Regions from separate parts of the Homo sapiens genome. Here region 2 is linked to region 1. A link is an interaction called in ENCODE POLR2A ChIA-PET data of the cell type or tissue named here. Cell type or tissue: OCI-LY7. All regions are shown on one strand. Each heading gives the region's core, and the rest is flanking DNA. Links, peaks and the distances in the headings are about the cores only.

Region 1 (8,344 bases), core at 120-8,119:
ATCAATATTGTGAAAATGACCATACTGCCAAAAGCAATCTACATATTCAATGCAATCCCCATCAAAATACCACCATCATTTTTCACAGAATTAGAAAAAACAATTCTAAAATTCATGTGGAACTAAGAAAGAGCTCACATAGCCAAAGCAAGACTAAGCAAAAAGAACAAATCTGGAGGCACCACACTATCTGACTGCAAACTATACTGTAAGGCCATAGTCACCAAAACAGTGTGGTACTGGTACAGAAATAGGTACATAGACCAATGGAACAGAATAGAGACACAGAAATAAACCCAAATATTTACAGCCAACTGAATTTTGACAAAGCAAACAAAAACATAAAGTGGGGAAAGGACACCATTTTCAACAATGATGTGGGATAATTGGCTAGCCACATGTAGGAGAATGAAACTGGATCTTCATCTCTCACCTTATACAAAAATCAACTCAAGGTGGATTAAAGACTTAAACCTAGGACCTGAAACTATAAAAATTCTAAAAGATAACATTGTAAAAACCCTTCTAGATATTGGCTTAGGCAAGGATTTCATGACCAAGAACCCAAAAGCAAATGCCAAAAAAAAGAAGAGATAAATAGCTGAGACTTAACTAAACTAAAGAACTTTTGCACGGCAAATGGAACAGTCAGCAGAGTAAACAGACAACCCACAAAGTGAGAGAAAATCACAATCTATACATCTGACAAAAGACTAATATTGAGAATCTACAATGAACTCAAACAAACTAGTAAGAAAAAAACAAACAATCCCATTGAAAAGTGGGCTAAGAACATGAATAGACAATTCTCAAAAAAGATATACAAATGGCCAACAAACATAAAAAAATGCTCAACATCACTAATAATCAGGGAAATGCAACTCAAAACCACAATGCAATATCACCTTACTCCTGCAAGAATGAGCATAATAAAAAAATCAAAAAACAGTAGATATTGGTGTGGATGCAGTGAACAGGGAACACTTCAACACTGTTGGTGGAAATGTAAACTAGTACTACCCCTATGGAAAACAGTGTGGAGATTCCTTAAAGAATGAAAAGTAGAAAACCATTTGATCTGGCAATCCTACTACTGGGTGCCTACCCAGAAGAAAAGAAGTCATTATACAAAAAGATACTTGCACATGCATGTTTATAGCAGCACAATTCGTAATTACAAAATCATCAGACTAACCCAAATGCCCATCAGTCAACGAGTGGATAAAGAAATTGTGGTATATTTATATGATGGAATACTACTCAGCCATAAAAAGGAATGAATTAATGCCATTCACAGCGACCTGGCTGAGATTGGAGACTATTATTCTAAGTGAAATAACTCAGGAATGGAAAACCAAACATTGTATGTCCTCACTGATATGTGGGAGCTAAGCTATGAGGATGCAAAGGCATAAGAATGATACAATGGACTTTGGGGGAAGAGTGGGATGGGGCGAGGGATAAAAGACTACAAACATAGTGCAGTATATACTGCTTGGGTGATGGATGCACCAAAATCTCACAAATCACCACTAAAGAACTTACTCATGTAACCAAATACCACCTGCACCCCAATAACTTGTAATATATATATATATTTTATATATATTTGTATATATATGTAATATATATGTAATATATAAATTATATATAATATATATCATATAAATATTAAATATATATTATTAAATATATATAATATATTTATATATCTGTTTTATATATATATATAAATAAAAGAAAATGCCCTTTGTTTGGAGATGAGTGATCCTACCTCTCTAATGCTGTCTCTGAACCCGAGTCAATTTTTAACTTCAAAATGAAGTTCAGAGCCTGCTTCACTGGAAATTCACATCTTGTCCATCAGCTCCTTCAAACTAAAATTGATACTGATCTTGACTTGTTTGCTTTAAAGCCCCTTTAGAATTGTTTTCCTCAGTTGCTTTTCATTCTGCTTCTTTTTAACTTTAAATTTGGCACCTCCTTCTTGACTTGATTCATGCTTTCTTTGCATAGAGTTCACCACGGTCTTCCTCCACCAGGGTCATGATAGTGCTGGAAATAGAGTCCTTGTCTTTATTGAGGAGGAAAAGTAGGCATCAGCTAAGTACTCCCTACAAAGTCATCCTACAAAGTCATCTTGTAGGATGACAGATTGTGATCAGAGTTAAGAAGGAGATTTACAGATGCTGTTTGAGGGAGTGACAGGGTAATCTGAGTAAGTCTGGAAATTAGGGAAGAGAGTAAGCATGAGCTGAGATTTGAAGGATAAGAAGCAGTTAACTTTTACAGAGACCAGTGGGAAGAGCATTCCAGGAAGCTGGAATGGAATGTGCAATGGTCTTGTGGCAAGAAGAATCACATGCATTAGACAATCAGAAGAAAAGACCAGCAGAAAAGACTGAATTGTGGAGAATGGGTTTGTGAGTGCCTGAGAGATGATACTGGTGCCAAATCAGGTAGGACCTTTTCGGCCATGCTAAGAAGGCTGACCTCAGGAAGCACGTGTGATCTTTATCCCAAAGATAATAGGATAGTATTAAATTAATTTAAGCTTGTCATGATTAGAATTGCCATGTATATAGAACAGATTGAGGATAGGGGAAAGGGACCCAGGGACGGATGCAGGGAAATCAATTAGGAGGCAAGAGATACAGAAGGCACAGTAACCACTTTTGAGGTTCTCTGAGTTTATATGGGAAAATTATTAGCAATTAATAAAGCAAGACTGCACTTCTCCCACTCACAAGGAAAGATTAAATGATCTGTAGTAATAGAAATCACTATCTCCAACATCAACTACAAAGTTAACTTTTTATGTATTTTCCTAGTAATTTTTCCCTTCTGTATGACAGAAATAACCCCTTCCTTAATGTCCACACCTAAATATTAAAGTATAATTACACAACGATCATAAGAGAAAATGCCATAAAAATATGTGACATTGCTGCTGCCTGTGATGACATTTCAAATTGGAGCCTGCACTGGAGATAGTAACATATTTAGGGAAACTATGTACAAAAGCAAGCTGGAAACTATTGTGTCTGTGTTCTCTTAAATGCAGCAACAACAGTAATAATGGTCTCTATAATGCCACACCTGAAAGAGAAATTTGGGGAAATAGCCAACCTTGGCTAGGAAGCAAATTGTAGAGGGTGGTACAGTCAGTTTGTCCAAGGCTGTGGAAGACTGGCTCCTGGCTGCCCACAATCTCATAGTCACATGTTGCTTCAGGCTTCAACAAGCTTAGTACAGTCATAGGCAGGAAATAGCAAAGTCAAAGGGATTAAGTGACTCTGCTGCCTGCATGTGTGTTGGCCCTATAGCAGACTCAGGAGCTGCCAACTGGCACTCGAGCTGCAGCTTCCATCTTAAAGAGAAGCAAGCTGTCCCCTTACACAAACCCAAATTTCCCGCTTCTGAATTAACCTGTCCTGGAAAGCCATCCTTGGCTTTGCAAACATTGGTAAAAACACAGCCCATCTTTTCTCCTCTCCCCACTGTGCATCTGCAAATCCCTACTGGGCACAAATGCAAAACAGTTGCCAATGTCCTTTTTGGGATTTGTAGGGCAAGCAGCCAACTGGCTGCCTGTAGGTTATTCACACTGCAATAGGGAACAAATTTCTTGCTGCAATTATCCCTAAAGTTCTACTGTTTACCCCAGGAATAAACTAATTGCTGCTGTAAAACACTGTTTCCCACACTGTCCGGCACACATCTGTAAATTCCAAGAGGAATGAGGGTGAGCAGGTTACCAGTTCAACACTTTTGGGAAGGAATGGAGATTGGCCAACTGGAATTCAGCTTATTATTCATGGTGGAATAGAATTTGAGCTTCTTATTGCAAATACTCTTGCATGTTTCAGTGCTTACCTGTGTACTTAACCCAACTTGGATCTCAATTTGTAATATGCCCTTGTTTACTACTGGCTGTGAACTGGAGGAAATGAAAAATAAAGACAATATGCACACCTCGAATATTTACTGAATACCTGCTAAATGCCAAGTAGTGTGTTTGGTGCTGAAAATTGTCCACGGGAATTTTATATTACTTAAAGAATTCAGTAAGGTATACTTTTTCCATCACCATCAACTATTTGACTTGTAAGTGGAGATTTCATTCCAAATAGCTTTTCAACTTCCCTTCACTAAGCTTCAGTCATCAAGCTTGGTGGTCTTCTTATTCCCAGCCAACATTTCATACAGTGTTTACTGAAACCACCTTCTGAAGTAGCTCGCCTTTAGAATGCTTATGCTTCTGTCCCTTTAAATAGACTATTGTTTTTGCCTGGAATACCCTTCTCCTGCCTCTCTGACCATGAAAAGCCTACAAATCTTTGTAGACCCATCTCAAGTATGAGGAGGCAGGGAGAGACACTGATATCCCTTAAGGGTGTGGTAAGAAATTTCACAGGCAAAGACTAAAATGAATACAGAGTTGCAAAGATTGGAACTGGGAAGCCCCTTAGGAATCTATATTTTTAAATATGCCTTTCAAATATTGTGATCTGTTTCTCATCTGCTTTCTGTCTGCCTCTCTTCTGATTCTTCTTTTAGCTGACCAACCACCTCTGATTGCACAGTGTCCAACATAAACAATAGCCTCATGGCTTTATCATCTTCAAGGCTCAGTGATCACCATTAATGATTACATTCTCTGTGTTGTTTAACTAATGTTTAAGGGAGATTCTAATGTGTTCCTGGTCTATAATGGCTCCAGCCTGGACCAGTGTCTCACCCTGGATGAATTGCCTATGTCTGGGAAACTGGGTTCCATGGTACTAGCCAGCTAAAGCTGTCATTTCAGTGAGACCACAGACAGGTTCACGGAGGAAGATTTTGTGAGCAACGCAGAAAACAGTCTGTTGTGTAACTTACCACACTTATGTTGTCACTAATGGATGTGTCTTTCTTCCCCCCACACACACTCCAATCTATTATGCTATAGATGCCTCTCCAGAGCCATATGTTATTTTTCTGCTACAATATCACTTGGCAGAGTCCTTGGCAAATAAATAGATTTTCAATCAACATGTGTTGAGTAAGCCTTTTAAAAATATAAATTGGATTAAGTTGCTCTTTTTCTTAAAAACTTCAGCGACTTCCTACTGTATCTAAAATAAAATTCAAATTTCTTTCCATGACCCCAAAGGCCCTGCAGGTTCTGATCCCTCCTACCTCTCCAAGTTAGTCAGGTGCATCTCCCCTACCTCTCCAAGTTAGTCAGGTGCATCTCACCTCTTCATTCTCAGTGGTCCCACTAACGGAATTTTTTTCCTTTTATTTCCTCTAACACATAAAAATTGTTCCAGGCTCAGCACCTTGACAAATATTGCTCCCTCTGTCTGGGATGTGGTTCTGATCTTCTCAGGGCTGGCGCCCTCTCAGTTCCCCTTTGGGATGCAGCTTAAATTTTATATCACCAGAAAACCCTTTCCTGACTCTCCATGTTTCCAACACCATTCTCTATCATTCTGCTCTGTTGGGTTTGTTCAAAGTGTCTATCACAATTTTGGATGGTTAGTTCACTTATTTACTATCTTTACCCTAGGTTAGACCATAAAGGCCACAAAGTTGAGGGCATATCCCTTTTGTTTTCTTCCATATATAACAAGCGTCATATGGTGCTTAACACTCAATACATATTTGTGAATGGATGAATGTATCAGAAAAAAAGTGGTTCCAATTCTCTATTGCTCACTGATGGTGATTTTAGGCAGATAGCTTTTCCTTTCTAAGCTTCAGTTTCTTCTTCTGCAAAATCAAGAGATTCCAGAACTGACAGAATGGTTATTTCTCTTCACCTAAGAACTTCTAAGGCTTTCTCTTCTGCGATGCTTTCCCAAGCTAACCGATCTCATTCTGGGCCCACTGAATGCCTAACCTGAAATACTATTTTGCAGTGGTTGTCTTAGTTACTGTAAGGTCCCTGGAGACACGAACCGGGGGCACTTGGAGAAAGAGAGAAGGCTGGGCCACATAGAAATTTTGAGAATCCTGAAGAATCTTTTAAGAATGAAGAAATACCCAAATATGGTAACAAAAAGTGTCAGAAATGTAACCATTTTAATTTTGATGAAAAAAAACTGTCAAAATTTCCTTCAACAGAAGTACTATTCAAATGTTTACTGAGCATTAACTACATGCATTAAAGACCATAAAACATTTTTCATCTATTATCTCATTTAATGTGACATTTGGGGGATCCCATTGAACGATGACTCTCAGATGCATACACTTGTAAGTCTCTATCCATTTGGAGTCTGACTTGGCCCTGTGACTAGCTGTGACCAATAGGATGTTAGCAAGAATAATGCAGTGGAGGTTTGAATACGTGCTTGCACACTGGGGCTTGTCTTCTTGAACTGTTCCTCCATGAAACCCAGCCACCATGCTGTTACTAAACCCAAAAAGCGACCTGCAAAGGCCCACAGAGAGGAGAATCAAGGGCCCTGGTCCATAGCCCCAGTAGGGCTCCCAGGCCACAGCCAGCACCAATTGCCAGCTATGTGAGTGAAGACATTTGGGGCCTTCCAGACATCCCACAGTGACACTCCATGAAGCAGGACTGCCCAGTCAATAATCTGTAGAATCATAAGAAAAACAATGATTTCTTTTTCTAAGCCACTAAATTTGGGGGTGATTTGTTACTACCCCAAGCAGTCTCAAGACTAGATAGTATCTCACTTATACAGAAGAAAAACAGACTCAAATGGCAAATGATCAAAATCCGATTATTATTTTAATTCTGGTTTATATTTGCCACCTTCTCTGGAGACTAGTGAAAGACCCTTCAAAATAGCTGATTTACCTAGAGCTCCAATTGAAGAGGAATCCTTGTATGGATCACATGACCCAGTTCCCTCCACCTCAAGCCACAGGTGACTAAAACAAATTGGCAACTAACTCAAAAACAGCCAAATCATCAGCTGGCCAGCAACCTACAGTGTGGCTTGGAGTGCAAGTCAAAATAACAAGTCAGACTAAACCCCATCAGGTTTCCTGTCTGAAGAATTTTAACTGAAAATTCTGAATGACTAAGGCAGCTAAGCAGTAGAACCTGAAGTCAACATGACAGCATGTGTTAGGCAGAAATATGACATATTGCAACACACCAAAGTTATGAGAAAGCATAATATAAAGTAATATGAGCAAGCAGAAAGTATAAAGAAAAACAATATGTAAGAATACAGGTGAATATTGTATTGATTGATACCCAAAAGCAGAAGGAGGCAGAGGGAGCTGTGCAAAGACACAGAAAAAGGAAAAACAGCCATGTGTCAGGGCCTCCATATGACCCCCCATACCTGCCTAGTTTCCCAGTGGTTTTTCAGTTATGAATTTAATTCGTTGTCTTTTAATGAAGCCATCTTTCCTTAAAATAATTTGAGTAATTTTCTGTCTCTTGCAACCTTGACAGCCAAACTAAAACAAATTTCAAACAGGAAATAATTTCCACCATGAAAAATTTACCTAGGAATGATTATGATTTTTTCTAGTTCCTTTTAACAAGCATTTATTTAATTTTTAACAAGCAGGCTTTTGCAATTGTTAGATAGAGATAACGGAAATGGGGAACCCTGAGAAAAATTTATGTCCCAAGATAATTTCTATCCAGAATGACTTTAAGCTATGCAGAATAATTTGAGCTATTTGATTACCAAAACGTTCAATTTAGAGTTCAAGGCCCCAGCACCTTCTTCAGACACTTGCAACCAACAGCTTCTCATTTGACCCAATTTGCCTTGTGAGTTAGTATGCACATAAGCATGATAACCAGCCCCCCAAAATTTATATCATCCATGAGTAGCTGTATCAAACTTTACAAGTCTAGAAAAGAAATGAATAAACTAGTCAAAGGAAGAAGGGAAATGTTAGTGCTGCAAAATAAGTTAATTCTACAAACAATTTTTTATATAATTTTAAACCTGATTTTGATTAGAAGATTTAAACCCTTAGAATTATTTACTTTGGTTATTCTTTGTCAGATTTATGAAGTTCTGTCTTTAAAAAATGTGTATATTGCTGAAAGATTGTAAAATTTAATAGCAAACAGATTACGTACTTAGGAATAGACTAAGCACAATTAGCACTCACATTCCTCCCACTCCTATAAATAACTCAGTTTCCTTTCCATGTCTGCAAATTTCATTAGAGTAGTGGAAAAAAAGAGGGGGGGAGAATAAAAAGGGAAAAAGAAAAGGCTTCTGATTCTCTTTTACTGCAAAGTACAGATCCAATCATTCAATCGGGGTCTTTGTACAGCCCTAGGAAGGGGCACAGGGAAGGAGTGGGGGCAGAGTAAAATGATTCTGTCTCTGGGTCTTTGGGGAGAAACTTT
Region 2 (8,344 bases), core at 60-8,059, 110 kb before region 1:
AAGACTTGAACACAGTTCAGAGAAATTTTAAAAACAAAATTAACATATACTATTTGGATGATATGGAATTAGTACTAAAAAAAATAAGCTTTGATAATGAGGGCCTAGCCATATCCATGGGATGTTCCACTGGAAAATTGTTGGGAAGTTAGAAGAAAGTGTAAAAGCTCAGGGCATTGGCCATCTGGTAGGGTAGCGCATTGAACAATGAAGAAAGGCTAAAAGTGAAAGATGATTAGCAATTTTTAAAAAGCCAAACTTTGGCCCAAAGACAGCCCTAAAGGCAATTTTCTGTCAAACCTATCTGGCCATCTAATGTCATTAAAATGGAAATGCTGATGGTATTTTCAGTGAAAAAATTTTCCTCTTGAGATAAATATATAGCTACCTCTGCAACAGCTGAATTTTATTAAGGAAGTTCCAAAAATATTAGGTTGGTGCAAAAGTAATGGAGGTTTTTGCCATTAATAGATGCTTACCTTCAAAGTCAGAATGTTCAAGTTTATTCTCTCTCTCCTTTGGGCACCTGGACAAATAAAGGCCAAGAAAACCAAAACAAATGATAAAATGAGAAATGGGCAAACAACCTTTTGTTCATTCAGATTCAAAAAAATCTCTTGAACTGGTTTCAAAATATTTGATTCAGAAAACCTAAACCATGTTTGTCAACTGCATTCTTGTTCTCATTTAAAAAGAAAAAGAAAAAGACAAAAGGGCCTCCTATCTTCCCATGAGTATAATGGTGGAAATTCAACCTGTATGTTTTCTGATTCATTTACACTTATCTCATCAAAATATTTTGTAAGAGCTGAGCTCTTTGGTGGCCAAAGATGTTTTGTGGTCCTTTTCCCTTGCAACAGAAATATTGTGGTTTATCATCAGCTTACACAAATTCAAAAGAAGGTTGAGGAACACTCCTAAATTTATTATCTCATAAGGCTGGAGTGAGTTATAAGCTTGGAAAATCTGTTTTCCTAAACTGGCTTCCTCTATCTCATAATTTATCATAATATTTCAATTCTACCTGTACGGTGCTGATCTCATTTTCACCATTCACGTTAGTACCAATGCTCTCACTGATAAGGACAAACCAAATAGCAAAGGATCAAAGTCTCAGAAACGATCCAGGAAAGAAAGGAGGAGGCTTTGTGCAAAAATTTCCGAGAAATTTTGGAGGAATATGAATGTTTTGGAGTGTAGTATGATTCTGTAGTCAGATTTCAAAGGTAAAGAGCATGTCTTCTATTCATCAAAACTCAAACGGAATGGCTGGGCTTTTCATTACGTTTTGGGGCCCAGAATTAATGCCAAAACCTAATATGCATTTATCAAAAGAAAAGAGAAATTTTTCCTTTGTTTTATGTAACTGATCTGTGGCCCTGTCCAGTGAGGTGAACAGCTTTTACTAATAACATGTCAGGGGGAGATTTTAGGGAAATGCAAACAAAGTCAGAATAGAAATCATTCTACAGGTAGAAGCAATAGAGAACATAATTGAGCAATGGTACAATAAGGGAGCAAACCCAGGTTATGAGACACCATATACATGATTTTTCTATGCAGCATATACTGCTGAAAATTAAGTCAAAATATTTATGATGAATTCATTTATATTATTACTTTGTCTTATGATATTCACTTAGAGTAAGAAAAGCTTAATAACAGGTAGACAAAGTCAATAGTGATACAATTGTTGACTTTTCTTCTTTTATGTTACCCATCCATTGATAGGCAATGCTCTTAGTCCTACATTCTCAAAAATCATGTAATCTCTGATCTTGAGTTGCTACCTTTTGTTATTTTCAAGCCTAACATTGTATACAAGTCCCCATCCCACATCTTCAGGTAACTCTCAGTAATATCAGATAAAAGGGTTCCTTTGGTTTTGGACTGCATCAACAAAAGAAGCCTTCTTCAAAGCTGGTCAAGTGACTTTCTTTGCTCTTTTTCCCACGAACTAATTTTCTTTGCTCCAGTGATGAATAAAGTTAAACTCAAAGTTTCATAACAAGAAAAATTCAATGATGAAAGTTATCTTCTCATCCCAGGTATATTGTTTCAATTTGGTGAGGAGCACTGGGGACAGCAAGTTTGCGATTCTTTTTTTTTTTTTTTTTGAGGCAGAGTCTCGCTCTGTCGCCCTGGCTGGAGTGCAGTGATGCCATCTCGGCTCACTGCAACCTCCGCCTCCTGGGTTCAAGCAATTCTTCTGCCTCAGCCTCCTGAGTAGCTGGGATTATAGGTGCCCGCCACAACACCTGGCTAATTTTTTGTATTTTCAGCAGAGACGGAGTTTCACCATGTTGGTCAGGCTGGTCTCAAACTCCTGACCTTGTGATCCACCCGCCTCGGCCTCTCAAAGTGCTGGGATTACAAGCATGAGCCACCACACCCGGCCTCTTTTTAAAACACCATCCACACAGAAATCAGGACTTTGGAGGCATGAATCCACCAGAATGCAAGCACTGTTTGTTTTGTTCAGTAGGGTACCTACAGTATCTAGAACAGCGTTGCTATGGTTTGAGTTTTCCCCTCCAAAATTCATGTTGAAATTTGATCCCCAGTGTGGAGGTGTTGGGAGATAGGGCCTAATTGGAGGTGTTCCGGTCATTAGGGTGGATCACTCATGAATAAATTAATATCCTCCTATGGGAGCAAGTGAGTTCTCACTCTCATGCATCTGGATTACTTAATGGAGAGAGAGTTGTTATAAAAGTGAGTTCAGCTTCCAGAACTTTTGCTTCCTCTATCAGTGATCTCTTTGCACACCTGCCCACTTTCCTGCTTCCACATCGTGTTTTGACCCAACATGTGCCCTTCCCCAGAAGCTGGCCAGATGTGGTGCTATGCTCTTGAACTATTGCAGCCTGCAGATTCATAAGCTAAATAAACCTCCTTTCTTTATAGATTACTTAGCCTCGGGTATTCTCTTATAGCAACATAAAACAGACTAAGACAAGTGCCTAGCTTATAGTAGGTGCTCAATAAATACTTGTTACATAAAAAAGTTAATTCTAAGAGAAATTCCAAGGAGATCAACAGGTCAGTACCCACATGACCTTAGAGCTTAAACTTCTTTTCTCATTATAATTTCCACCACCCAGCATTTGACCATGAGTGCCCTGGAATTGACCCATCCTCATAAGCCCTCTTCCTTCTTGGGTGTTAAATGACAATAAGGCTCTTGCCATTCCCTGCTATTTCAGACATATACTTTCAGGGCTGCATCTTGGATCTTGTCATCATCTCAAATTCTTTCACTTTCAAAATCCTCATTCATGAGTTCCTTTTCTCCCAACTTGCTTTACAGTCACTTCCACTATGACAGCTTTTCAACTTCATCAGGACCTCCAGTACCCTGGACCACCTGCATTTCCAAATCCATCCATCCCTTTATTCAGTTCCTTCTATATACAGCTTCAACTCCTACTTTCTGTTTTATTTTTGCCTACTGCCAAGCAACCAAGAGATGCTAGGAAAAATACTGCATGATAGGGCAAATATAATCCATTAAAAATATATGGTCACCCAATTTAAATGGACCCATAACCTTGCTCAGCAATTCTACTACACTCTTGGTACTGGAAATGTCACCTAAAGACCAACAACATCGGTATCACCTAGGAACTCAACAGAAATGAAGAATCTTGGGTCTTATCTCAGATCTACTAAATCAGGATAGAAATTTTAAACAAGATCCTCAGCTGATTCACATGCGTAAGAAAGTTTCAAAGCACTATACTAGACCATCTATTATCTTTTTCTCTTATGTAATCAAGATCTTCATCTCAGCTGGATTCTTCCCATGGAAAGAAGACATGCTCAATGCCTATAACTACACATCTCCCTTGAACTACTGTTCTTTCTCTTCCGTCATTTATGGCCAGCTTACTCAAAAGAGATATGTATAATCACCAACACCATTTCTTCCTCTAACACTCCTCTGAAGCAAATTCCTGTCTGGCTCCAATTCTTATCACTTTATGGAGACAACTTTTGATAAGTTTGCTGGTAACATCCATGTCACAATACCTAATGCATGTTTATCAGTTTTTATCTTACTTGATCTCTGATGAGCATTTTGACATTGTTAACGTTTCCTTCCTTTTCTAATAGCTGTCTTCCCTCCACTGCTACATCACACACTCTTGGTTTTCTTTCTATCCATGTAGTCACATACTCTTTCTCTGTCTCTTCCATAGGCTCACTGCCAGCCCCTCAACATTGTATTTTAACATCTAGCAGAGTGCCTGCCACCAAATAGTAAATCAATAAACAATTATTGGATGAATGAATGAATGTGTTCTGTATTGAAGAGGTGCCTATTGTACTCCAGAGGCCACTCTTCTATTTGCTATTTGTCTCTACTACTCAGTTTGAAACATAGCCCCCTGCTGTTGTGTATTAACCTTAAATCTTCTATATTTCTTGTCTTTTTAATTAGGTATTACATTTCTTAAGGATAATGCACTGAGTATTACAAATCCTTATTATTTACTCTTTTAAAAATCCTTCATAACCATTAAAAACATCCTTTTCTTCAGTAGCATTGATAGTGCATGGAAAGGAGAGAGAGCCTGAGAAGATGAAAAAAGTTATTCATTTAATTTTTCCAGAAAATTGTTTGAGAAATAAAAGCCATTGGCCTGTGTTGTTGAATGATACATGCTAAGCCATCTTACAGATTTCAGACCCATAGATATTGTAATTGAAATAGATTTGAGCAATCATCCACCCAACCTCTTCATTTCCAAACTAGACAATGGAAACCCAGACAGACAAAATCATCTGGTACATGCAGCAGTTTTTGTAAGATAAAATGGATGTAACAGAAACAGTATGAGCTATTCTTTAAAGTCTGTCTCTGAAAATCATAATGAAAACTTTTTTCTATCAGAAGTAATTCTTTCACAATTCTAGGAAAATAAAACCAGGCAAGCAAACATATTTGGCACCCAAACTAAGTTGGGCTTTCTAAAACCAGGTACGTTTCCCTGAAAGCTTTGGTGTCTATGTAGAAAATGTTTGATTTGGTAGTAGGTAGTAGGAATATCCCAGTACGTATGCCTATTTCTTCAAATTGTTGTTTTCTCATATACCTAATAATTAATTAAATTTACAAAGGATAACCCGATTGAAGTAATGTTGATAATTCTGCATCATTGTGAATCAGTGTCTGTCACTCTTCTGAACTGCGTGGAAGGCTGAATCATATGGAAGCAGTAAAAACTTCACCAAAAATGTATTGGTGAGATGTTCTCACTTCATTTTCTGAAAGTATGGATCCAGTATCCAATACAATTTCCATCAATGTTGAAATTCACCAGCGAAGGAAGAGAGAATATTACACATCTGCACTGTAACAGCCTCGCCACTTAAAAGGTGACCTGTGCCACCAGTGGTATCTGCCTCGTCTGGAAGTTTGTCAGAAATGGGACCTGGAAATCTGTTCTTTAAAAGCCTTTCAGGCAATTCTTGTATATGCAAAAGCTTCAGAAACACTGTGTCGAAACACAAGTTTCTATAACATCAATTAGCTCACCATGTGGAGGTTGTACTGATTCAGATGCAGTTTTGTTAGGCAATAGGAGAAAGAAATAGTGAAATGAGAATCATAAACTTTAGCAGAAAGGAAAAAATTCCCTCAGCTCATCTATAGAAGAAGTAGAAACACTTTCAGAAAGCTCTATTATTATTATTATTTTCTTTTTTTTTTTTTTTTTTTTTTTTGAGACAGAGTCTCGCTCTGTCACCCAGGCTGGAGTACAGTGGTGCGATCTCACCTCACTGCTGCAAGCTCCGCCTCCCGTGTTCATGCCATTCTCCTGCCTCAGCCTCCTGAGTAGCTGGGACTACAGGTGCCCACCACCACGCCTGGCTAATTTGTTGTATTTTTAGTAGAGACGGGGTTTCACCATGTTGGCCTGGATGGTCTCGATCTCCTGACCTCGTGATCCACCCTCCTTGGCCTCCCAACAGAAAGCTCCATTTTTAAAAAAATTAAAAATGAATGCTTCATTCAGGGCCTCCTTCCAGAAAAACACACACACTGACCTTAAAAAATTAAAAATGAACGCTTCATTCAGGGCCTCCTTCCAGAAAAACACACACACTGACCTTGGCAGTTGCATTTCCTCCTGTTCTCACCTTTAAGCAGCCCAGCTGATCAGAGCTCCTCTTCCATTTGCGTTGCCTCACTGCCTGTGTTTCCATTTTACTTACTCTGTGCATTTTTAATATTCTGTGAAGCAGCTCCAGGCATGCTGAGTTGCTGCCTGCCAGTGTCCAAGGTACCAATATTCATTTTTGTGAGTGTTCTGGTTATAAAATTGCATAAGTTGTGTGTGGTCTCCCCAGCTCTATTTCCCCCAAGAGTCTTGTTATTTTTACCATATAATTTTGCACAAAAAAGTTTTTTTTTAATTTTTCAGGAATACAAATATTGTGTATAGTAGAAATCCTAGTGCTTATATGAAATGTGAATAATTTTTTCTATAATAATAAACTACATTGATAAAAAATCAGATCTTACTTTTCTACTAGTCACATAGAAAGTTAATAGCTGCCATAAATGACTACTAATTCAAATAAGTGTTACTGTTAAATCGTGTATATGTATACTCATATCTTACCTGAATATAGCTTTTGAGCTTTGTTCCAAGAACTGTAACATCAGAATGAAAAACTTAAAAGTCACCTTATTTAACATTTTGAGACACTTAGAAACATCTATTTTTTTAATCTAGATGTTTGCAAACACACAGACACAACTGAAAAAACACTTAATAGAAAAACGGATGTAATGCAGTTAACAATGTCTGTTAATAAGTAGGCACCAGGAGGAATGCAGAATTTACAAATTGAGCACTCCAGGTTAAAAAATATAACTGAAACCAAAATGGAAATAAAAATAATATTCAATATTATATTTGAACGAATCAATATCATTCAAAGAAATCTAGTCATTTAGATCTTGCACATCAGAAAATGAAGGCTAAATTTTCTTAAAAGTTACTTGTTCTGGCAAGAATATACCATCCGTATTTCCTTAAAGTGTAATTTAAATTTTCTAATTGAAAAAACTTGTATATATTTATTGGGTACAACATGATGTTCTGAAATACGCATACATTGTTGAATGGCTCAACTAAGCTAATTAACATATGTATCATCTCACATATTTTTTGTAGTAAGAACATTAAAAATCTACTCAGCCATTTTCAAAATACAATACAATATTATTAACTATAGTCACCATGTTGTACAATAGATTTCTTGAATTTATTCCTTCTAACTGAAATTTTGTATCATTTGGCCAACATCTTTCCAACCCCCGACCCCAACCACTGATAATAACCACCATTCTTTTCTCTAACTCTATGAGTTTAACACTTTCAGATTTCAAATATAAATGAAATCATGTGGTGTTTGTCTTTCTGTGCCTGGCTTATTTCATTTAACACAACGTCCTCCAGATTCACCAATACAGTCACAAATGACAGAATTTCCTTCTTTTATAGGGCTTCACACTATTTCATTGTGTATATGTGTCACATTTTCTTTATCTCTTCATCCACTGATGTACACTTAGGCTGATTCCATATCTTGGCTATTGTGAATAATGCTGCAATGAACATGGGCGTGCTGATATCTCTTCAAAATATGAATTTCATTTTCTTTGGATATATATTTAGTAGTGAGATTTATGATGTTAGGGATCAAGTTCATTATTCTGCATGAGGATATACAGTTTTTCCAGCACTGTTTATTGAAGAGACTGCTGTTTCCTCATTGTGTGTTCTTGGCACCTTTGTCAAAAATCAATTGAGCATAAATGTGTACATTTATTTTAGGGCTCTCTATTCTGTTCCATTGGTCTATGTGTGTTTTTTATGTCGGTATCAGACTGTTTTGATTATTATAGCTTTGTAGTATATTTTGAACTCAGGTGGTATGATGCCTCCAGCTTTGCTCTTTTTGCTCAAGATTGCTTTGGCTATTCAGGGTCTTTTGTTGCTGCATATGAATTGTAGGATTGTTCTTTTTCTATTTCTGTGAAGAATGTCACTGGTATTTTGATAGGGATTGCATTGAATCTGTAGATTGCTTTGGGCAGTATGGACATTTTAACAACATTAAAGATAACTTTGGATAGTATGAACATTATAACAATATTAATTATTCCAATCCATGAACATGGGATATCTTTTCATTTATTTGTGTCTTCTTCAATACAATTCTTGTTTAATTTACTGTCAGGCTAGTCCGATTGGTAGATTATACAATATAATAATTTACTTGAAAAATAAAAGAACCATACATTTTAATAGATCTAACAATCCAG

What was found. ChIA-PET counts read pairs that join two places held together with the same protein. Peaks named below come from ENCODE experiments on the same cell type or tissue, not always from the same donor. Only the 100,000 strongest peaks of a DNase experiment are listed, where the experiment ranks them.
Region 2: POLR2A ChIA-PET joins it to region 1 with 11 read pairs; 2 of 35 experiments call an interaction of 5 or more read pairs at or near these places.

What each region holds. Positions count from the first base shown.
Region 1 is chr17:69,728,791-69,737,134 of GRCh38, reverse strand. The region is part of intron 3 of LINC01483 (long intergenic non-protein coding RNA 1483); the gene reads right to left. Among named protein-coding and RNA genes, the nearest start is that of LINC01483, 140 kb to the right of the region's middle. In OCI-LY7, for the core only: no CTCF peak of the experiment used is centred there; a DNase peak (open chromatin) is centred at 3,274.
Region 2 is chr17:69,837,622-69,845,965 of GRCh38, reverse strand. LINC01483 (long intergenic non-protein coding RNA 1483) reads right to left here. Exons shown (of 5, transcript NR_109972.1): 4 at 480-526. Among named protein-coding and RNA genes, the nearest start is that of LINC01497, 120 kb to the left of the region's middle. In OCI-LY7, for the core only: no CTCF peak of the experiment used is centred there; no DNase peak of the experiment used is centred there.